3 separate regions of the Homo sapiens genome follow, and regions 1 and 3 are each linked to region 2. Evidence: read pairs that join two places in POLR2A ChIA-PET (ENCODE). Cell type or tissue: MCF 10A. All regions are shown on one strand. Links, peaks and the distances in the headings refer to the core of each region. The heading gives the core; the rest is flanking DNA.

Evidence for each region. Peaks named below come from ENCODE experiments on the same cell type or tissue, not always from the same donor. Only the 100,000 strongest peaks of a DNase experiment are listed, where the experiment ranks them.
Region 1: POLR2A ChIA-PET joins it to region 2 with 5 read pairs; 1 of 35 experiments calls an interaction of 5 or more read pairs at or near these places.
Region 3: POLR2A ChIA-PET joins it to region 2 with 6 read pairs; 2 of 35 experiments call an interaction of 5 or more read pairs at or near these places.

Annotation. Positions count from the first base shown.
Region 1 is chr6:78,595,486-78,603,552 of GRCh38, forward strand. No RefSeq gene overlaps it. Among named protein-coding and RNA genes, the nearest start is that of MIR10524, 60 kb to the left of the region's middle. In MCF 10A, for the core only: no CTCF peak of the experiment used is centred there; a DNase peak (open chromatin) is centred at 3,686.
Region 2 is chr6:78,807,213-78,815,279 of GRCh38, forward strand. No RefSeq gene overlaps it. Among named protein-coding and RNA genes, the nearest start is that of IRAK1BP1, 56 kb to the right of the region's middle. In MCF 10A, for the core only: a CTCF peak has its summit at 3,149; DNase peaks (open chromatin) are centred at 3,149 and 3,729.
Region 3 is chr6:78,879,437-78,887,503 of GRCh38, forward strand. It overlaps IRAK1BP1 (interleukin 1 receptor associated kinase 1 binding protein 1), which reads left to right. Exons shown (of 4, transcript NM_001010844.4): 2 at 5,942-6,007. Among named protein-coding and RNA genes, the nearest start is that of IRAK1BP1, 16 kb to the left of the region's middle. In MCF 10A, for the core only: no CTCF peak of the experiment used is centred there; no DNase peak of the experiment used is centred there.

The DNA.
Region 1 (8,067 bases), core at 1,299-5,298, 210 kb before region 2:
CTGTGTTGTTATAAATATTTTATATTCAGAACAAGAGCTTGAATCTAGTCTATTGTGAAGGATGAAAGAGAAGTATTTTATCAGGGAAGCCACTTATCAGATTTATGTTTTCTAAAAATCAATGTGGTTGTTTTGTTTAAAGCACCACAGATTCTTTCACATTTCTCCTACTAATGGGTGGGATCTATGTTCCTTCCTCTTGAATCTGGGCAGGCTTGTAACTGCTTCAACCAATATGGATTGACAGAAGTGATACTATTTCACTTTCAAAGCCCAAGGTCGTATATCTTCTACCTGGTTCTCTTTGGAGGCTCACTCTGGAATAAGCCAAATTCCACTTAAGGATTCCAATTACACCATTCTGGAGAAGTCTGTAGGTACATCTGTCAGCAGTTCAAACCTTCTAGTCATCTCTGCCAAGACACCAGACAGGTGAGTTAAGGAGCTTCTAGAGGATTTCAGTCTCCAGCCATTTGTCACCCCCAGCTGTTTAAATATCCCCAAATGAAACCTCACACACTGAGGAGTAGAGACAAGCCATCCCTACTATACCCCATCCCAGTTTCTGACTCCTAGAATCCATGAATATAATAAAATGATTGCTGTTTATGCTATTCACTTTGAGTGGTTTGTTCACAGCCATATCACTCTAGCAACAACACTGGCAATGAATTAGAAAAGGGAATGAAAAAGGAAGTCCAATTAGGAGGCACTTACAAGTGTCCAGAAGAGACACAGAGAAACCTGAAACAAGGTTGGAAGGAAAATGGGAAGAAATTGAGAGTTCAGAAGCTGAATTTGCAATATACACATATCGCAAAAATAGATTAGTATCAAAATATAACCTTGTAGACTGCTATATCAGAAAACTAAGCCACTTATCAGCCTAAGCCACTATCAAACATGAGTCCATAACTAATTTATAGAAAAATGAAGTAATTTTCTTCCCAAGTGTCACACTTTTTACAAATCATGCATTCTTCCACTACAACTTTAAAGCTTTTTCTTTTGTAACCAGAGGGTCACAGATAAGTCAGGGCTCACTGAGGGAGCTCAGGAGATAATAAAATCAAAGGAAACCTGGCTTGAATATGTGACAATGGCACACATTTTAGTCACAGAAATAACACATAAGCAGTCTTTTAATAAAGGAGCTAAAGGATTATTTTTCACCCTCTGAAAAGCAAATTATCTTAATTGGCTAAGATCAGAAGATATCAACAGGGTTCCAAAAGCAATATAATATTGGGCCTTTAAACTAGTCCAAATTGTCTTAGAAGTAAAAGAGACAGATGGAGTCCATCAGCTCTATTTGAAAACCAACAATAGCAAGGCCAGTTGTGTTACAGCAGGTGAAACTGTTTAATCATTACTTCCTAATTGGGATCCTTTGCTTTCTCTGGCTTGTTGGGAAGCAGACTAACAGGTGATTTTAACTGTTTGTCCTGACTCAATACTTTTGCTCTAGACTTTGTAACTTACCTGGGAGTTTCAAAGCCAAAGTGCCTATATGAGCAATCCATGTATTAAAGTACCCCAATTCTACACTGTAAGAGTTTACCCAGGGGCTAGTAGAGTTAGACAAATTAGAAGAGGTTTATCATGGTGAGGAAAAAGTGCATTTAGTTCACCGATATTATCTAGATGATGCCGATTTGTACACTTCCAAGAAATCTCAAAAGGCAACATTACCTTGATAAAGTCTAGTCTAGTCCTAAGTCTCACATGTAAGTAGACACAGAGATTATCAGAATTTCCAGGTTTGTTTTTTGAGACGGAGTCTCGCTCTGTTGCCCAGGATGGAATGCAGTGGCACAATCTTGGCTCACTGCAACCTCCACCTCCTGTGCAAGGGGAAGCCCTTCTTCCAAACTCCAAGAAACATGGAAACTCAAACTAATATTCAGAAAACAAAATGGTGACTATGAAATTAAAACGAAAATTGGTGTATTCACATGAGAATTTTTTTCTTCCAAGCTGTTATGCAAATTGATGAGCTAGACTCTTCCCACCACAGAAAATGCTAATCAAAGGATGAGATAGCTCGATGTTCACAAGCTAATGTATTTAATACCATAGGCTGAACTCTTTAAAGAGCCAGTAACACCCTTTCCCTTCACCTTTCCAGTTAAGAAGTCAATACAGAGGTTATGTAGGGTTCGAATTTTCACTTATTGCTGGATTGTGGACTTCAACATGGACTTGCAGCCATATTCAGTCTTCCCGTGCCTTCCCTTCAAGTCTAGCCCTTGAGCTGCCCTCATGGAGAGTTGGGTCTACAAAGCAAGATATCACCAAGCCAGCTGAAAGTGGACGTATTAGTCCGTTTTCATGCTGCTGATAAAGGCATACCCAGGACTGGGCAATTTACAAAGGAAAGAGGTTTAATGGAAAACTCACAGTTCCTTGTGGCTGGGGAAGCCTCACAATCATGGCAGACGGCACGGAGGAGCAAGTCACATCTCACGTGGATGGCAGCAAGCAAAAAGAGAGAGCTCATGCAGGCAAACTCCCGTTTATTTAAACCATCAGATCTCGTGAGACTCATTCACTATCACGAGAACAGCACAGGAAAGACACGCCCCCATAATTCAATCACCGCCCACTGGGTTACAATTCAAGATGAGATTTAGGTGGGAACACAGAGCAAAAGCTTATCAGTGGTGTTGCAGCTGTTGAACAATCTGTTTGCCAAGGAGCTTCCTGAGAGCTTCAAAAGCAGTGGTAGTTAAGGCCTGCCTCTTGAAGATAGTCCTGATCCAGGTGTACCAACCACATAAAAAAGACAGTCCACAAAGGTCTCAGTGATTTATGCTCAGTCCCTTTCATTAATATTGCCAATCATGTAATCCATTCTTTACCCCTTGAAAAGAAGGGAGGGTAGAAGTGGGGGTAGTGTAGAAGAAATAGTGGGAGCTCTGTTCCCAGTTCTTCTGAAGGAGCTGTTCTTGTTTTGTGAGTCTAAGTGAAAACATTACGTCAAAAAGAATATAGCTTTTTCTTTGCTCTCTGCTCTGTGGAGCCAGGCAGGGTAGGAAAAGGAGATTCCAGGGAGCTAAGAATTTAAAGCCAGAGTGACTGTCAACATTCCCATAGTGAAACGCAGCTCCCCTTCACTAGTCCTAAATGGTGCCCTATAGAACCCTGGAAGACCTTCCCGGGGGCACGTCACAACCTCACTGACGCAAAATGTCCTCTTTGGGACTACCAGAAGACACCATGTAGTAACCTTTGTAGGTAGATGGCTGCTGAGTCACTATAATGAACATCTAAAATTTAACATCTTCTCCTTTTACTTTGTATTACCAATGATTTATTTTTTATTCTTTTTAAAAAGAATACAATATAACTTGGAAAAGAATTGGCTAGATACAGCTCAGTGGACTTAAAACAATGTGCTATGTTTGAACAACATCAAATTATTTTTGAAAACCTTGCCAAGTGACTTCAATAAGATGAGAACTATTAACATGAACTTTTAAAACAGCAAATTTCAAACATTTTTTAGATGTTTTCTGCACTGGATGTTGTAGAGTACTATTTAGATCCTCCCTGAAGACCAAGGCATTCTTTTCCTCAGGTGCTAAGAATCTTGCCTACTGATGACTCACAGCTGAGTCCACCTACAGGCATTTCCCTTCACTGAAAAAAGTTGTTTCCCCCAATCCTGCACAAACTATGTCCCATCCTGGAAGGCAGCCAATATCCAATGACTGATCATTGTGGAATTAACACGTCCTAACTCTCTTGCCTTAATTTGGAAAACTCTTTAAGAATCAGCTCAGCACCAGGATTTCCTGTAGGATCAATTGTTGCCATAGCATTAAAATTCAACTTCTATTTTTTGCCCATCCTCATTGCTCTTGACTGCAGTAAATCATAGTTGTAGACTAAAGAACAGGTCCAATTCTTCTTGCCTTTTCTCTTTTTTTTTTTTTTTTTTTTTTTGAGACAGAGTCTTGCTCTGTTGCCCAGGCTGGAGTGTAGTGGTGCAATCCCGGCTCACTGCAACCTCTGCCTCCCGGGTTCAAGTGATTTTTTCTCCTGCTTCAGCCTCCGGAGTAGCTGGGATTACAGGCATCTGCCACCATGCCCAGCTAATTTTTGTATTTTATTAGAGATGGGGTTTTGCCATGTTGGCCAGGCTGATCTCAAACTCCTGTTTGCCCGGGAGCTGGCATAATTTCAAGTCATCTGTGAGACATTCAAGGGGAATCTTAAGTAAATAATCTATTACTTCCTAGGACTAGGCAAGTTTGGAACAACCCTAAAACCAATAGCACTCTTCCATCTAAAGAGGAAGTTCAGGTCCTGTAACCCTTCAACACTTACTGTCAAGGCTAAGATACAGTTGGTTCTCAGTACTAGTGTAAAGGGTTTTGGAGATAAATGTTCTTGCTTCTGTGTAGACTGTCTATATTTGAGAGATTCTCTCATGTCCCTCCCTTTAGGATTGCTTGGTGCTTTTTTCCATTCTGTCTTCTCTCACGTATATGGGGCAGAAGGATGAGCAAGAGCTCTCTACAACTTGTCAGGGCAAACACTGCCACTTTTAAAAAGCCAAACAAGGATGAGAATGAGATGCAGAGAAAAGAGGACATGGAGGGAATGCCTTACGCCAATTACTCTAGGTTTTATGGTATAGTATCCGCAAGAATAATATTAAGAAGACACGGTGAGGGTAAATTACTCTTCAAGACATTGTCAAGGAAATGAAGGCAGGAGGTGAGACAAGAAACAAGGTGTAGATGTTTTAAGTATAAAGGGCTTCTGAGCTGCTTTATTCCTAAAGATTACTCAAATTAGTTATTTTGCTGAAGGGCAGGCATCAGTAAGAAAAGACAGTTGCAAGGTGAGAAATCAGGAGAGAGTAACTGATAAACAACTTCCTTAAAAAGCCTACATGGAAATAGACCAAAAGCACAGGGAAAGATATCAACTTTAAAGTGGAAGAATATTTCATCCTCTGAGACAGGCAATAAAAAGAGGGAATGTAAAGAGGTAGAAAAATTAGGGGGCTAAGAAAATTGTGTATATTGAGAAATATACACAAATTTCTCAATAAAATCAGAATTGAATTTATCTGCTGAATGTGAGATAGGCCAAGGGAATGGTGGGGACATAAGAAATGTGGAAAAGCTGAGGTGCATTTGCCCTAAAGGAGATAATAGGGGTTAACCAAGGGACCAAATAAACAATTTACTAAACAATAGCAAGGATCTAGATAAGGTTAAAGAGCTTAAATTTGTGATGTATTCACTCAACATAATTCTGCGATCAAGGGCTGACTCCTTAAAAAAAATAAATTGAGATGGTGGTTGGGTGCCTAGATTTGGAGAGTGACCAGAAAGACAGCAAAAGGTTGGGGGATGGTGGGGCAGTTGGGAAGGTAGAGTACTAATGGGTGAGAGCGAATGCACAGTTGTATTAGATGACCAATGAAACCATGCTGAGTGAGATAGAATAGGAATAGAAGGGAAACAACGGCAAGAGCCAAGGAGCTGGATGTCATACTGAAGGTTACAGCAAGAGCCACAAGTAACTGGGAGAAGCAGTAGGCTGGGAAGCTTAAATCAGATGAGGACAATTAACTGAGAGCACTTTAGACAGGTTCCATTGCCAGACTGCAAGAGCTAGTTCCACCTTACTAAGTAAGGAGATGAAGTAAATAGAATTGTTGTGAGAGTCCGTATGTGAACACATATAAAGTAGTTAGGTCAGGGTCTGATATGTACTGTTCACTCAATAAATGTTAAGCTATCATTATATTCCAGAGTTTACCATTGTAGAAGTTCCATAATCAAAACAGGTGAAGCATTACTCAAACTGATAAGGCATAACTTCCAATGATGTATCATTTTGCTAATGGAGAGGTGTCATTGAGAATAGATGGCTTCACGCCATCAGGAAGCTGAGGTTTAGTGAAGGCAAAAGCCACTGTATGCATATAGAAACAATTTACATTCTATCTTCTGGAGCTCTACCCTCAGTGACTAGGAATGACAGGAAGAGGATATGTTGATATTTATAAATGGAGGCATATTTAGGTGGGAAAAAATTGTTTTTGCTTTTCAGATTGTTTTTGCATTTGGGTGCCTCAAAATCACAGTATTAACTATATCCACCTGACAAATGACACATGCAATTAGTTCCACCATGAAAACTTCCACATTTCTGAGGTGTCCTGCATCAATGCCAGAATGATCTCTTCTATGCACTGTTCTACCAGGTTTTAGGAGTGCTGCTTAAGTCCATTTACAAAACCTTGAAGCTCTCTTGTTTAAACTGAGATATGAGTCTGATGTGCTTCTTTATAACATGTTATGAGAATTCAATTTCAGTAATAGATTAAGACATATCTTGGACATATTTCACAAAATTAAAATGAAATTGATATACCAATTGAACTCATCAACTCAATATAACCATCATCTACACCTAAGGGCACACTAAATATCATTTCATGAGCAGGATGAAAAGAGAATTATTTCCAATCAGAATCTCACACAGTTTTAATGTGATTATATCCAGTTGACTAATTGTGTCATTTCCCTTTATGTTCATTCATTTAACAAATATTGATCTACTGTCTGTTATGTGTAAGGTACATTCTAGTGGCTGCGTGAAATAAGTGATACAAGTTGGGATAAAACTCCTACCTGGGAACTTGCCATCTGTGGGACAGACAGAAAAGTACATATATTAAAAACTAGAATAAAGGGCAGAATGTATACATGGAAGTACTAAAGAAGTAGCAATTGATCCTGACTGGGAAAATTTCATAGAGATAACATAAACAAGACAAACATTCATGAGGTAGAGATACTCCAGGCTAATGACTAACATGAGAATAGAAGGACTGTGTAGAGCAGTGACATGGGGAATATTTGAGTCTTTAGGTGGCTTTGCAAATACCTAGCCTGTTCAACAACCTCTGTGTTGACAAGCACTGTGTCAAATTCACATTTTTTCCTGAATTTTCTTTATTTTTATTTTTTAATTTTTATTTTTATTTTAAGTTGTGGGCTACATGTGCAGGATGTGCAGGTTTGTTACATAGGTAAACATGTGCCATGGTGGTTTGCTGCACCTATCAACCCATCACCTAGGTATTAAGCCTAGCATGCATTAGCTATTTTCCCTAGTGCTCTCCCTCCCAACCTCACCCCCCAACAGGCCCTGGTGCGTGTTGTTCCCCTCCCTGTGTCCATGTGTTCTCATTGTTCAGCTCCAACTTATAAGTGAGAACGTGCAGTGTTTAGTTTTCTGTTCCTGCATTAATTTGCTGAGGATGATGGCTTCCAGCTCCATCCATGTCCCTGCAAAGGACGTGATCTCATTCCCTTTTTTGGCTGCATAGTATTCCGTAGAAATTCACACACTTTAAGACATTTCTTAAAAAGTAGCCCCACTCCTGTCCCAATCTTTCTTAGATGCTACTTTATAGATAGTAACTGGCACCTTTTCTTTATAAATTTGATTTGGACTTTGATATGATATTTCATACATTCAAACATTAGAATGGCCTCTCTTTCATTTTAATAATCATCCTTGAAATTTAAAAAAGAATTTCCATGATTATGTTCACATATAACATATACATGTTATTTATTTACATATCAATAATATTTAACGTAGCGTATCAAAGATTTACTTGTTTTTCATAATTTGTATTTCGGAAAGTTTAGTTGCCAAATTAAAAAAGCTAATGTGTAATTACATTGTAATTTCAAAGTGTAATGTCTCCTTAATAAAAAAAAAAGTTTTTTAAGATCCCAGAAGATTCTAGAATGAACTGACTTCTTGCTCCCTGTAAATCATTATTCTGGAGTGATTCTAAGTTTATTCTCCTTCTACCACCACCTCATTTTAATTCAGTCATAAGTTAATTTAGTCTATACCAGCGTAGGACTTGTCAAGTGCTAGCTGATGGTATACATTATCTTGCTGTACAAAAGCAACATTAAAAAGTACTTACTCTACTATAGGTAACATTTCTTCTCCCTTTTCATAGACTCTACTTTGCAATTCCATGACCTCTTACAGATAGGGCTTATGTTGACAGCA
Region 2 (8,067 bases), core at 1,468-5,467:
TTTACGTCTGCTGAAGCTGTGCCCATAGACACCCCTTCCCCAAGGTGCTCTGTCCCAGAGAGATGGGGGTTTATATATAAGCCCCTCACTGGGGCTGCTTCCTTTTTTTCAGAGATGCCCTGCCCAAAGAGGAGGAATCTAGAGAGGCAGTCTGGCCACAGCAGCCTTGCTGAGCTGCAGTGGGCTTCTCCCAGTCTGAACTTCCTGGAGGCTTTGTTTACACTGTGAGGGTAAAACTGCCTACTCAAGCTTCAGCAATGGTGGGTGCCCCCTCCGCCACACCAAGCTCGACCAACCCAGTTCGACCTCAGACTTCTATGCTGGGAGCAAGAATTTCAAGCCAGTGGATCTTAGCTTGCTGGGCTCCCTGGGGGGGGGGGGGAACCACCGAGCCAGACCACTTGGCTCCCTGACTTCAGCCCCCTTTCCAGGAGAGTGAATGGTTCTGTCTCCCTGGTGTTCCAGGCACCACTGGGGTATGGAAAAAAAAATTCTGCAACTAGTTTGGTGTCTGCCCAAATGGCCGCCCAGTTTTGTGCTTGAAACCCAGAGCCCTGGCAGCATAGGCACTGGAGGGAATCTCCTGGCCTGCGGGTTGTGAAGACGGAAAAGTGCAGTATCTGGGCCAGAGTGCACTGTTCCTCATGGCACAGTCCCTCACGGCTTCCCTTGGGTAGGGTAGAGAATTCCCTGACCCCTTGCACTTCCTGGGTGAGGCAATGCCCCACCCTGCTTCAGCTCGCCATCCGTGGGCTGCACCCACTGTCCAACCAGTCCCAATGAGATGAACTGGGTACCTCAGTTGGAAATGCAGAAATCACCTGTCTTCTGCATCAATCTTGCTGGGAGCTGCAGACCGGAGCTGTTCCTATTCGGTCATCTTGCCAGCAGATCCCTGGATGGGTTATTTTTTTATTTTATCCTATTTTATAACCTTGGGTGTTTGACTGTGGTATAAGGCAGGTTCCGTTGACTGGCTTTGTTTCTGGAAGATTTTATGGGGCCAAGGTTCAGCTTGGAACTCCGCAACTGGGGAACTGGTATCTGGCCCAGCTTTGTTCCCTGGCTTTTCAAGGTTAGGAACCTGCTGTACTGAAGGGGCCAAGGTGCTCATAGACCACTGGTCACAACACTCTGATAAGTGTTGCCAGCTAAAGCACTTCATAGGATGGGAGCAGTGAGCTATATCCTCATTTGCACATGCCAGCAGCCGCAGCAGCACAGCTGAGTTCATGCTCATAGGCTACAGTAGGGTGCTAGCAGGTGCTGGGTTACCAGCTTCTGCACAGGTGTTCACTGCAGCTGCAGAGGCAGCACAGTACAGGCGTATGGGGGGCCCCACTGATGTCTGTGCATGCATTCACACTGGTGGTGGTGTTAGCATAGGGGTGGGGAACTGATGGGCACAGGATTGTGTGCACCTCCTGTGCACATTCACATGAGCAGCAGTGGCTGGCAGCTCAGAGTAGGGGCAGGTCTGCTGTTCTCTGCCTAGTTTCACCCAGGTGCAGTGTCAGGGCAGGGTTGTGGTGCTAGTGGTAGTGGGGTTGGCAGGTTCTGTACCCATCAAAACTCCCACAACAATGGCAGTCCAATGGGGTCACGGGGAGGCGTGCACTCACACCAGCACCAGTGGCATGGCAAGGTGTGTGCCCACACACACACACACACACACACACACAGGTTAGGAAGGGGATGTAAGGTTTGTCCACACACACACACACACATGCCAACAAAGCAATGTAGGGGTGGCTGTGGGTAAGTGCGTGCAGGCAAAGCAGCATGGAGAGGCTGCAGTGTGAGGTGTGAGTGGACAGGTACATGTCGATGGTTGCTACTCTGCTGGAGCTTTCTGTGGTCAGGCATGGTCTGCCAGCACGGGAGCTATAATGCAGGTGCCCAGGAGGTACCCCCTTGGGTACCCAAGGCTACAATGCAAGCAGGCACAGCCAAGCTGGGGCCCCAGGGGAGGCCAGTGTACCAAGGGGTACTCAGGTTGTACTGGCCCAATCTCATGGGCAAGATCATCCTGCAAAGTTCAGGTCTTACACTTCCCCTAGCACTAACGTCTCCTAGAGGAGCAAGTCAAGCCTAGGGAAATGGGCGCCCCTGGCTATGCTCCACTACAGATGCTCCTGCACCAAACCCTCTGGTCTTCACGCCAGCTGGAGTTGTGACCTTACCACTTCTCTATAAAGCTCTCCCTTCCAACTCAACTGTCCTGAGCAGGCAAACAGGTTGCTCTTTGCCTGCTCAACTCACTCCTTTCCCAGTAGTCATTGAATGCCAGGAATGAGTCCCTGTAGCCCCATGCAGGGCTCCCAGATTCCTCCTTTTTCAGCCTAGCATCTGCATCTTCCCTCCATCCACTCTCAATGCCTTTCCTCTGAAGATCTGTTAGGAGTGTGCCAGTCTTAATGTTCCAGTCCCTCAGCGACAGATGTTCCTTCTAGCTGCATCTAGTTAGCCATCTTGCCTCCAATCTACATCAGTCTTTACACATCCTTTTAATTATTTTTTAAATTGCTGAGTTAAGAAGAATATGCACATTTTAAGTGTTTTATTGCATATTGTATATATAATTACATGTTATATATTTTATAGTGACCTCCCAAAAGATAGTATACTTCTAGCATTTTATTAGGATATTTGCTTCCCCACAACCTTCCCATAAGTGTGTTGTCATAAGTCTGAATATTTAGCTAGTTTGATAAGTATAGAATGATATCCCCTTATTTTGTCCACTAATCATAGTTTACCAACCCCTGCTCTAAGAGATTCAGAAATAGCACTTACGGAAAAAAAATTATTAGGCTGAAGGGGTACAGGAAATGAAGAACCAAGAATTTTGAAGAGGGTAGGGCTACCACTTTCTGTCAGAGGGGAAGAAACAACAGAGGGAACAGATCTGACCTGAAATATAAAAGTGGTCCAGCTAGGTAGGAAGACAGCTCCCTAAGTGTGTGTACAGAACTGCCAGTAAAACAGCCCCTAGGTGAGAGGGAGGAGTTGGTCTTGATGATCAGCTCCACTAGGCCATCTGCACACTGATCTACTGACTTTCACAATGAATAACAAGGAATGAGGACTGGAACCTGGAAGGGAAGCACCCTCCTGCCATCATCCCCTCAACAATGTCCCTCTAGCACCCTCTGTTGATAAAGCTTAGCATCAAGCCAGCTGGAGAAAGAGAAATCTTTACCAGGTTCAGCTCCAGTTTCACAAAGCAGTGCACAGAATGGTAGTTGGAGCTGAGAGACAATACATTAAAAACTGATATATAGGTGTCAGATTTTTCTGGTGATTCGGCTTCATTTAATGATATAAAGGAACAAAAACTTAGTATATCACTGTAATCTAAACATCAAGTCTTAGCAGAGTTTTTGACAGACTATGGTAAATGGAAGCTATAAATGACTCCAATCCTTCCTTCCTCTCTTTACCCATGTTTTTTGCCACATGCCTTTGCAGTTCTTCCCCCTAAAAAGGCAGGGTCCACCTCCTTACCTTTGGAATTTGGAAAGCTCTCCTGTTCTGGGCTGGTTTTGCAACTTGCTCAAGCCAATAAATGTTATCAGATGTGATGCAAGCAGAAGCCTGAAATTTTATTTATATGTCTCTGCCTACCTATTGCCCACGGCCATTGTCATGAAAACATGTCCAGTTTGGCCTACTGGAGGACATAAGACACATGGAGTGAAACCAAGTCATCCAATGTTGCAAGAATGACTAGATCAACCAACAGCCTGCTGGCACACAATCATGGAAGCAAGTCCAGCCAAGAACAGCAGAGCTGCCTAGCTGACAGATACATGAGCAAGCCCTGTCATGCCACGACTGGACTAGGGGAACTCCAGAGTATAAGCTGAATAAATGCTTATTGTTGTATACTACAGAGATGTTTTGTTTATTATGCAGCATTATAATAACAACACTAATCCGTGTAACTAATACACTTTCCTTCTATATATTAATAGACGAGAGCAACATGATTTGTATACCACACAGGTTTATGAGTAGTAGATGTTTTACTATGAAAACTCAGATTCCTTCTTGTTTTCCCACATTAAAAATACACAACCTAAGCTTCTAAGTAATGGTTAGCTATACTGTAAGTCAGGGTGAAAGCTTTTCCCAGGACCATCTTTGGAGTTGCTAGACATGAGCATGAGTAAACTGCTACTGAATCTGTTAAGGCATAAAAGAGGACCTTAGCATTTGCAGACTAGAGGAGTGGTTTCTTTCACCCTTAATACCTCCAGTTTAGAAGTCCTCAGCACATGCATAGAGACGTCCAAACTTACCTACATCAGCACTTTAGCCCACCACCATCTACTCTATCTAAAAAGGTCCACCACAACACAAAATCTACATAAGCGCAAAACATAAAAGCTTTTCTTCAGCCCACTTCTACTTCTACTAGGCCATTCCAGGAATCCTACTCTGAATAAAGGCATCTTCCTTATAAGGTACTCAAGATCCCCATGCCATACCCTGGCAGCCTCCTGTAGCCTGCTATCCTTCATCTTTCTCCCAACCCTGACTTATCTCTATCCTACCATATATCAAACCTGCTCTCAGCTGTGAGCTTCCATGAAACTCACATTCACTGAGATTACAGTGACTGATAACTGAGGAGCAATTGAAGCTTACCAAGGGGAGGGTTTAAGTGTAAAAGATAGAATGGCAGACATCAGTAGTTGAATAGGAAGGAAGGTGGGGAGCACAGCCGGAGGCAGGGCCAACTTCATGGGTGGGAGACATGTATAGTCAAACAGTGCCCTGCACCTATAAGAATCCCCCACTTGGTTTAATGTTCTGCTGCTGCCATCATGAAACTTTCAATAATCTTTGAACAAGGGATTCTGCATTTTCATTTGTATTCGGCCCCACGGATCCTATAGCTGGGTTTGTCCAGAGGTAACAGATTGTTCTTCCAGATGTGTTCTGTTCTACAAAAGAGTGGGATTTTATGTATGGAAATAATTTTATCTACAAAGTCTTCTAGGTGTCAATGATCTAATAAGCTACTGCAGTCTAATCCTGACTTCTACTATTTTAAACCTCCATTTTTTTCTGCTTCCCCATAGTCATTTATATGCCAGTGCATACACCCTTTAAAAAGCGTTGAAAAAGATATTGGTAAGCGTCTGAAAATGATCTGTGAGAGGACTGTTTTGATTTCCCCAAAAATAGAACAAATTTACTATTAATAACCCAGGATCATGTTAAACGTACTGCTGGGACTGCCATATAAACCCTTATCTCTCTTGACTTCATTCCACTTTCCGTTCACGGCAGGGAAAATGGAGATCTAAAATGCAATTTTTCCCTAGAGGTAACATTTTATGTACTATTTATTAAACCTATATTGTGTGTCAGGTATCTTAAAAAAACCCATAAAAATGACCTCTTTCTAAAAAGCCTTTTCAATTACCTCTCAACATAATACCTTTGTAACTCTTCCAGATGTTACAAAGCCCAAGGACCAGAGTTTCCTAGAAGTGTCATTATTGCTGCCAGGCAACAATGAATCTGCTTACTGAATTTTTCCCTAGCCTTCCCTTGTTGCACTATATTTTACATCCTTCCCTTGTGGAACATCCCCCACAGTCCATCCACCTCCCATCAATACAAGGGAGAAAATCCCAGCCCTTGGATTTTGTTTCCCTTTACTAACAAATGAATGAGGTTGACTGCCTACCTGTTTAATACAGTGACACAGAAACTCCCATTCGTCTCTAAATATTTCCACCACCAACCTGCTAAAAGAGTTTAAAAATCCAATCTCTAGAGTCATCCTTTGTATTAATAATTATTACTGAAATGATTATTTTAAAGTGTAATGGATACTTGGAAGAGGCAATACAATCTATATAATACTGAGCAGAAAATAATTAAATACTAACATCTCTTCCATTCTTCTTAGAGCTTCTGTAAGATATGCAGAAGAAGTCAATGATGTCAGAGATGTTATCTTCTTGCTACAAATTGAGTGATCACATACTCAACGTATACACTAAGCAGGAAGGAACCCATTCCACCAGGAAGAACTTAGTCAATCTTCCTACTGATATAGCCCATGCAGGTCCTAAGTGTAGCAAACAATGCAAATCATGGTAGAGAACAGAAAATGCAACCAGTAGTGAGAGAAAGAAGAATCAAGACAAACAGAACTTGGGCTACAGAGAAAACACAATGGCCAAGGAATCCATAAAACCTATTTCTTTTACAGGGAATTTGGCTGCCTGAACTCCTCAGACTATATAAAAAAGGAGCAAACCCTTTTTTAAGCATGACATTCGATCATTAACAGGATCATAGTCTGAGAGCTGGATGCAAATAAAGGACTCTATAATGAGAAAACAACAATTACTGCAAGTATCACAGAGCAAAATATTATGATAATAAAAGAATAACTGAGACAACACAAGGAGATATAAACAATAGGTCAGAACAGAGATTGTTCCTTGGATCACGCCTATCTGGGATAAACTTTTACAAAGTTTTATTTTTATTTTTTTAAATTGGCTGGGCACAGTGGCTCACGCCTGTAATCCCAGCAGTTTGGGAGGCTGAAGTGGTTGGATCAGCTGAGGTCAGGAGTTTGAGACCAGCCTGATCAACATGGAGAAACCCCATCTCTACTAAAATTACAAAATTAGCCAGGCGTGGTGGCACATGCCTGTAATCCCAGCTACTCCAAAGACTGAGGCAGGAGAATCGCTTGAACCCAGGAGGCAGAGGCTGCGGTGAGCCGAGATCATGCCATTGCACTCCAGCCTGGGCAACAACAGTGAAATTCCATCTAAAAATAATAATAATCATGCATATCAAATTGAGCTTAAAATAATGTTTAGCACTCATTCCAGAGTCTGAGTGTAGTCACTATACAAACTTTGGTCTTCATAAAGCTCTCAGTTTAAAAATTCCAACAAATCTTTAGTATTAAACACAGTATAAATACAGACCTGTATATCATGGGAAGTCATTCCAAAAGAGAACAGAAAAGAAAAATGTAAACTGCATCCCTAACCACAATATGAGAAAGAAATGACAAGTTCAGCAAAAGGCAAATATGGAGTGTGGTAAGCTTTTAAGAAAAATTTGTGCCTGCAAGCCCAAACAAAACTGGAAAATATCAGTAGTTCAAAAAGTTATTGGCATACCTAGAAAGCACAACTATTCATTCTATCAGGACAACTGAAATATGCCCTGCATCATAAGCATACATGAATTTGCTTTGTCCTGTTGACTAAAATGAAATAAAAGTTAATAGAAGACACATACACTCAATACTGTTTTATAAGGAAATTAAGTAGAGCTTCTTGGTTTGGGGGGGAAATTTAACTCATCTGAGGATGTGTACCAATTTAAAAAGAGCCAGAATAAGATGAAGAATATTTATATTAACATTGCCACGGAACCAATAAAAGTGTCACAAAATATAAATTATAAATATAAAACACTTTGTAAAACAAATTCCTGGGTAAAGTAAAACTTCAAAAGAGAATTATTCAAGATCAAGAAAGACATGGTGACACAACAAAATTAGTTAAAGATAAGTTTGCAAGCACACAAAAAAAGAGAAAGAAAAATAAAGACGTCCTGGCAATTAAGCCCACAAAAAGTCATGAAATAATGCAGATACATAGAAAACATGATTTAAAGTATTTTTTAATTGAAGTGAAATAGTTAACAATCAAAGAGAAAATGATAAGTATGGAAGGGAAAGGAAATTCAACATACACAAAATTGGAGATACTGAGAGAGTGGAAATTAAGGGAATGAAAAATATTTAAAATGCCAATCATGAAAAAGTCATAGGAACAAAATAAGACTTGAATCTAAAAACTGAAGAAGCACATTATGTTCCTGGAAAGATAACAGAATGGTCAACACCAAGACATATTTTAGTAAATGTACCAGTCAGGTTCCATCAAGGACAGAATCTGAAAATCCTCGGCAAAATACTAGCAAACAGATCCAGCAGCACACCAAAGGGCTAATCTACCATGATTGAGCAGGCTTTATCCCTGGGATGCAAGGTTGGTTCGATGTACACAA
Region 3 (8,067 bases), core at 1,299-5,298, 72 kb after region 2:
ACAATAGAAGTGTAGAAGCAATTCGATAAAGAAAGGAGTCTTTTCAACAAATGTTGCTGCAACAGTCAAATGTCTGTATGCAAAAAAATGAACCTCCACACTCACCTCACACCTTATACAAAACTTTGTTCAAAATTGGTCAATATTGAGCATGTAGCATCTGTTGCCTGTTACCAGGATAGAAGTCCAAGCACTTCTGCCCACTGCATTTTGGTATGAGAGTCACCAAGAAAACACAATGCAGTCAAGCACTGGATGGAACAAACCTTACTTATGTAGAGAAAAGACAAGAGTGACATCAGAGTCAGTAGTACATGTCAGTCCCCCATGGCCAGCAACTGCTTCCCAGCAGCTAATGCAGGGGCAGTTGACCTACATGCACATCTCTTGTGCTGCAACAGAAGGACTCAGTCCCCTTCCTGCAGGGTACAGATATAGTAGTGAGGTTGGTCAGGTGTCATATGACATACAACCTTTAAGTAGAAGCAAAAAGTACATATTGAGTCTGAAATGGGGAAGGTATTCCCATACAAGGAAACAAGCCCAGCACAAGCTCTGAAAGATACTTTATCTCTTAGTAAGCAAGTGTTCCAGGGCCACAGCCCATTCCTGGGCAGTTGAGTGTAGATCAAAAGACTATAGCATGAGATTGCCTTTCCCAACAGTAAAACACAAAACTTCTAGAAAAAAAGAAAAGGAGAAAATCTATGTGACCTTGGGATTGAAGATGAGTTTTTAGATACAGAGGTTGAGTATCCCTTATCTGAAATGTTGGGACCAGAAATGTTTCAGATTTCAGATTTTTATTTTGGAATATTTGCATTATATACTTAATGATTGAATATCCCAAATCCAAAAATCTAAAATTCAAAATTCTCCAAAGAGCATTTTCTTTGAGCATCATGTTTGTGCTTAAAAACAAGTTTTGAATTTTTGAGCTTTTCGAATTTTGGATTTTCACATTTAGGATGCTCAACCTGTGTTACCAAAAAGCACAGTCCATGAAACAAACAAAAAGATAAATTGTATTTTATGACAATTAAAAACTCACTTTGTGAAAAACATTGTTAAGAAAATGAAAAGTCAATCTATAGACTGGGAGAAAATATTTGTAAATTACATAGCTGATAAAGGACTTGTATCTGTTAAGAAAATGAAAAGTCAGTCTATAGACTGGGAGAAAATATTTGTAAATTACATAGCTGATGAAGGACTTGTATCAAGAACATATATAGACCTCAATTCAGCAGTAACAAACAGCTCAATAAAAATGCACAAAAGATCTTAACAGACACTTCGCCAAGGAACTTATACAGATGGCAAATAGGCACATGAAAAGATACTCAACATTACTTGTCAATAGGGAAATGGAAAATAAAACCACAATGAAATACTGCTATGTACCTATTAGAATGGCTTAAATACAGTAACACTGATACCAAATGCTGGGAAGGATACAGAGCAACAGGAATTCTCGTTCATTGCTGGTGAGATTGCAAAATTATATGGCCACTTTGGAAGGTAGTCTTATAGTTTCTTATAAGTTAAATATAGACTTACCATAGAAGTCAGCATTCTAGGATAATTTGCCGAAGTGAATTGAAAACGTAAGTACATATAAGAATCTGTACACAAATGTTTATAGCAGCTTTATTCATAACTTCTAAAACTGGAAGCAGCCAAGATGTCTTTCAGCAGTGGCATGGATTAAAAAAATTGTGGTACATCCATGCAAAAGAATATTATTCAGCAATAAAAAGGAATGAGAATTGATTCACAAAACAATGTGAGTGAATTTAGCTGCATATTAGTCAGTGAAAGAAGCCAGACCCAAAAGCTTTGAATTTTATGATTCTATTCATATGATCTTCTGGAGAAAAGCAAAACTATGGGGAACGAAAACAGATTAGTGGTTAACAATCTGTTGGAGGGCAAAGTGGTTGACTAAAAGAGATGCACGGAGAAATTTTTAAGGTGAAAGAACTATTCTTTATGGTACTGGAGTGGTACATACATGACTTTATGCATTTGTCAAACCTCATAGAGCTGTAAATCACAAATAGTGAAGCTTGATGTATGTAAACTGGAGGAAAAAGGCATCAAAGAGCCTATCACAGGATCAATCCCAGGATAAAATTTATTCTCTTGACAAATGAACCCAGTTCTTACAAATGAGTGACATAACTGTGCTTAAGGTGATAGGGGCAGGGACTGTCCTAAATTACTGGAAAATGGTGTTTTGACTGGAAATTATAAGGATGAAGAATAAAGATACAAAAACTCCATGCTCTAGTTGGTAAATAAGTTTTCCAAAGGGGTATTTGTTAATAAGTCTGAAAGTGCTTTACATGTATATACTGGGGTTAAACAAATAAATAAGTGGATAGTGGATGGTGGGAGCCAGGTTTCTCACTATCAGAGAGGGAAGTTACAGATAAAAATGGAAGGTTAAAATGAATTCTGTGATTCAGGATTAGAGTTGAAAACATCAGTGTGAACTCATGTTTACCTTTGTATATTGTACAGGTGGAAAAATACAGAAAATTTTACATGTAAGTTAGTATCTGTGTGCGTATATATATGTCTATGCATATATATATGTAACCTAGCTCTGTCCACTGAGAGAGCCTAGAAGGAATGACACCCCAATAGCAGTGAGCAGTCTCAGCATTCAGATCTTGGTTCTACATAAATCTCAAAGAAAAGGTACTATGCTTCTTGGAGAAAGGGCTTATTCTAGGACTGGGGCAAGGAAACTGCATAAGCCTATAATATCTTGCAACAGAAAGTAAGAAAGTGCTCAAAAAGTAAAGGAAAGGGGTATGTCAAACAGATAAAGGAGCCAACCTGAAAGAAGTCCCAATGGCCAAAGCTAGAACAATTGAGCAACAAAAGAAATAAAGTAGTATTTATTGAGTGAGTGTGGGCTGCACTTAGTGACATGCTTCCAATTAATAAAGTATGGAAAGGGGAAAATAGTAACTTTACAGTGGAGGAAACTGGCAAACACTACTTTACCCAAGTGACCAGTATTAGTATTTGGAGTAGTGTCATGTGGATACCATGTACTGCCTGATGTGTTGTGATTAAAAAGGCATTTCACCTCTATGGTATTCTTTCCTAAAATTTATAACTCTAGTCTAATCATGAGAAAACATCAATGTCAAAATGAGGGACATTCTGCAAAATACATGACCAAAACTTTCAAGGTCATGAAAAACAAAGGAAGACTGAGAAACTATCAAGAGACCAGAGGAGACTAAGGAGACTTGATGAATTAATGCAATACAGTATCATGGATTTGATCCTGTGGTAGTAAAAAGGACATTTAATAGAAAAACTGGTGAAATCCAAATAAAGTTTGGAGTTTTGTTAATGGTAATCTACTAATGTTGGCTTTTTAGTTTAGACAGATGTACTATAATATTAACATCAGAGAAGTCTGAAAGTGAGGTAGATGGGACCTCTGTACTATCTTGGTAACTTCTCTGTAAATTTAAAATTATTTCAAAATTAAAAGTTTATTTTAAAAAGTTCAGGCCAAGTGTGATGTCTCATGCCTGTAATCCCAGCACTTTGAGAGTCTAAGGTGGAAGGATCACTTGAGGCCAGGAATTTGAGACCACCCTAGGCAAAATAGCAAGATCCTATCTCTACAAAAATTTTTTTAGAAAATCTGGGCATGGTGGTATGTGCCTGTTATCCTCCTAGCTACTCAGGAGGCTGAGGCAGAAAGATTGCTTGAGCTCAGGAGTTCAAGATTACGGTGAGCCATGCTTGTACCACTACACTGCAGCCTGGACAGCAAAGCAAGACCCTGTCAATCAGTAGTTAAGAACAAAATGTAGAATATAATTTTATTTATGAAAAAGTCTGTATATAGATCTAGATACATTTATATGCATTGATGGTTTATTAAAATGTTTACTAAAATATTAACAGTAATGGGGTTTGAGAATGTTATTACTTTTTGATTATTTTCTCTAGTATTAGATTTTCTTTGATTAGCATGTATTTTTATTTTAAAAACACTATTAAAAACAAAAATAGCAATAAAAGATACTTTTCTTTCCAATTACCTTTCATAAAATTATCTCTCTAATAATTTTTCAATCAGAAGTTTATCAAGTGAAGTGGGAGAAAAGTGAAAAATGAGACATGTTTTATGACATATGTTTACATGTCATAAAATATTAAATGACAAAAAAGTTTCATGTTAAGTGAAAAAGTGATTGCAAGCAATATATATAGTACAGACCCCTAATTCTTGCAGTCAGTCTTGGTCCAAAAATATTAAATGTAAAATTCCAGAAATAATCCATAAGTTTAAAATTGTACACCATTCTGAGTAGCGTGATGAAATCTCTGTGTCCTGCTCCGTCCCACCTGGGCATGTGAATCATACCTTGTTCAGTGTGTATCCGTACTGTATGTGCTACCTACCCATTAGTCACTTGTAGCTGTCTCGGTTATCAGAGCAGAAAAAAATGTTATATATAAGGTTGGATACTATCTATGGTTTCAGGTATCTGCTGGAGGTCTTGGAATTTATCCCCTGTAGATAAGGGAGAACTACTGTACTGTTTAAGGGAGAACTACCGTACTGTTTTGTACTTAACCTGTATTCTAAATTTTCCACAATGAGTAGGTATTACTTTCATAATAAAAATATTGTGTTAATATTTTCATGGGACTGACAGACATCAGAGTGATATTTGGAACTTGAGTCAAAAGCTTTTAACTTAGGTTAAAACTTTTAAGAATTTTTCTGGATAACATAAACTGCTTGTAATTAGTTTATATCTTAAAATTTAGATGCAACCATGTCTTCTTCAAATAACATAATTAAATTACTTGGCATAATCATATATTGATTTAACATATATTTTGAAAGGTACAAAAAAAATTACATAAAATATAAGTTTTGCTTGTCCCCAAAGAATGAGAGTAGCTGAAGATTTTAATCACTGAATTTAAAAACCCTTTTGGAAAGTAAATAAGAAATTCAACTTTTTTGTCAGTATTATATGCCTTGTATTTACCCTGAGAATATATAAATATTAGTACTTTTCTAAAACCAAACTGGCTCAGGTTAGATGTTTCAATAAATATTTATATCATAGTGGTATAGCATCCACTTTTGGTGAGTGCCTTCTCTATGCCAAATACTTGATATACAACTTCTCATTAAATCTGCACAATGATGCTATATGGTGTACGTGGTATTAACCTGATTTGATAAATGTGGAAACTAAGGCTCAAAAAATTTAGTAACTTGCCCAGAGTTGCACATGATAAGTATTTGGTAATTTTGTATTAAAATATTTGTAAATTAAATATTTTTTAAAACACTGACACTCAACATTAAGTATACTTTATGTGCAAACAATTGCTCATAGATATCACCCTAACTTCATACTTTCATTATAAGGTAATATAAACTAAGAAATAGTTTAAAATGGAATAAAAACAGCAAGTGGGAAATAGCAGTTAATTGCCACTAAATACAATTTTAGTACTGTCATCACCCAATGTGCAGGTGACACCTACAGGAGAGAAATTTCTTTTTAGATAAAAAGCAAATCAAGTCATAACATAAAGGATTTGAAATGCTTTTCAACATTCTTTTGTTTTGCAGTGCAATTTTACCGTATTGTGATAAATATTGTTTAAAAATGAAAACCATTCAACCTTTATACAAATTGAAAAGAATAAAACTATTTTCAAATTATAAAAGGAGTGACATTTATGAAATTTTAAGCAAAATCAATTTCTGAATTCATTTTATGTCACTTTTAGGAAAGTTTTAAAACATCAGGCAAAGTTCTTTTTGCATATTTTATGTTTTTCTGATTTTAATTAGTGTAGGTTTCTAATTTATGTTTTAGAGTAATTGCATCAAATATTTAGTAATCATACTCTTGGACTTTTTCTGTTTCAGGCAGAAAATATAACTGTGACAAAGGATTTTAGGAGAGTGGAAAATGCTTATCACATGGAAGCAGAGGTATGTACTTAACAAATAATTGGAAGCAGCATGATTTTGTGGAGACAGTCATTTTTATTCTTGAACTGAAATGAATGGTGAAAAATGCTTCTCATGATATTAATAGAAGATTATTTTTCTCAAAATCATCTTGGTGTTATATATCTATTTCGGCTTTTAAATAAACTTGAGATTTAAAAGAAAGTTTAAAATGGAATAAAAACAGCAAGTGGGAAATAGCAGTTAATTGCCACTAAATACAGTTTTAGTACTGTCATCACCTAATGTGCGGGTGACACTACAGGAGAGAAATTTCTTTTTAGATAAAAAGCAAATAAAGTCATAACATAAAGGATTTGAAATGCTTTTCAACATTCTTTTGTTTTTCAGTGCAATTTTACTGTATTGTGATAAATATTGTTTAAAAATGAAAACCATTCAACCTTTATACAAATTAAAAAGAATAAAACTATTTTCAGTACACTCAGTTAATGACAACATTTAGTTCCTGCAACTGCCTATGCTTTTTACTTATATTTAAAGATTTAATGGCCAGGATTTTGTGAAATCAGAGTATGTTCTAGTGGTGGTTAGGTTACAGGACTGCTGTTTCTGATTCCAAACATTTTGGAGTACGTGCCTAGTACGTGCCACCTCCTTGTAACAAGAAACGAAGAGTGGGTTTATATTGAAATCTTGTATATCAAATGAGAGAATCTTTGTCTTTTGAAGTAGAAAGTATCTCCATCACCCGTTTCTATCTTCAGGCAGATAATACATTATTTTTCTGACTTTAAAGGTGTGACTTTAGGTTCAAATCACTTAGGCCCAGATTTCTCAAAGGTCATATAACAAGAATTAGATAGAAATTAGAACCCTGGATTCTTATCTCTTGAGAAGCAACTTCCACAATATTCTGTTTGTTGCCCCAATGCTTCCTGTAATCATTTTGTGATTTCTCCACTTAAAATTTTACTATGTCAAGGAATTTTTAAATTACTCATTATGATTTTAGGGATCCACTTGGCAAAACTTATTTCGTAGTAGTAGGAACTGAAAAATACCTTTCAAAACAGTATGAAGAGCAGTCTGATCCAAATTATCCAAATTACAGAGATTAAGAGCTGGTAGTATGTTATAGCACTCCTCCAGTAATTATCACCTGTTAGCACTTCAGATTGTAATAAATATAGATGGAAGCAAGTTATCTTAGTTAAGGAGGTTTATTATGAAGGTACCAAGGGAATAATAAGAAAAAAGAAACAGTTCCAGAAACTACACAGCCAGGCTTCATGGAAAACTGGAATGTGTTTGAAACCACTGAGTTGTCCTAGGAACTGACCTTTCAGATGCAGAAAGAGAGCATTAGAGCTGCTTGTTTTAAAACATGACTAAATGAGAGTTTGGCTAAACTCTGCTCCTCTTCCTTCTGCTTTACCTTTTTAATGTTTTATATTCAGATTTCTTAAGAGAGAATCTGATTATATTTTGTATAGGGATTCCAGGTAGCCAGAATTTATATCATATCACACAGTCCAATACATGATTGCCTTTAGGTCAGCACCAGCAGTCAGTGGAAACCAAAGTATTGGGATCACAAGATACAAAATGTACCAACCTAAGCATTAATAACAATGTGTGGCTTTATGACTATGGATTTAGCAAACACTAGAGCCTAATGTATAACACATACCAGTATTCTTAAGTACTGTTAAATATATGGAATGAGATTAGATGGTTGGTAGACTTATACAACTCAGTAGAAGAAAAGCAAATAACCTGATTTTAAAAATGAACGAAGGACTTGAATAGACATTTATCAAAAGAAGACATACAGATGGACAAAAGGTATAGAAAAAGGTGTTCAGCATCACTAATTATTTGAGACATACAAATCAAAACTACATTGAGCTATAACCTCACACCTATTAGAATGGCTATTATCAAAAAAGCAGAAGATTGGCTGGGCGCGATGGCTCTCACCTGTAATCCCAGCACTTTGGGAGGTCGAGGTGGGCGGATCACGAGGTCAGGAGTTCAAGACCAGCCTGACCAATATGGTGAAACCCCATCTCTACTAA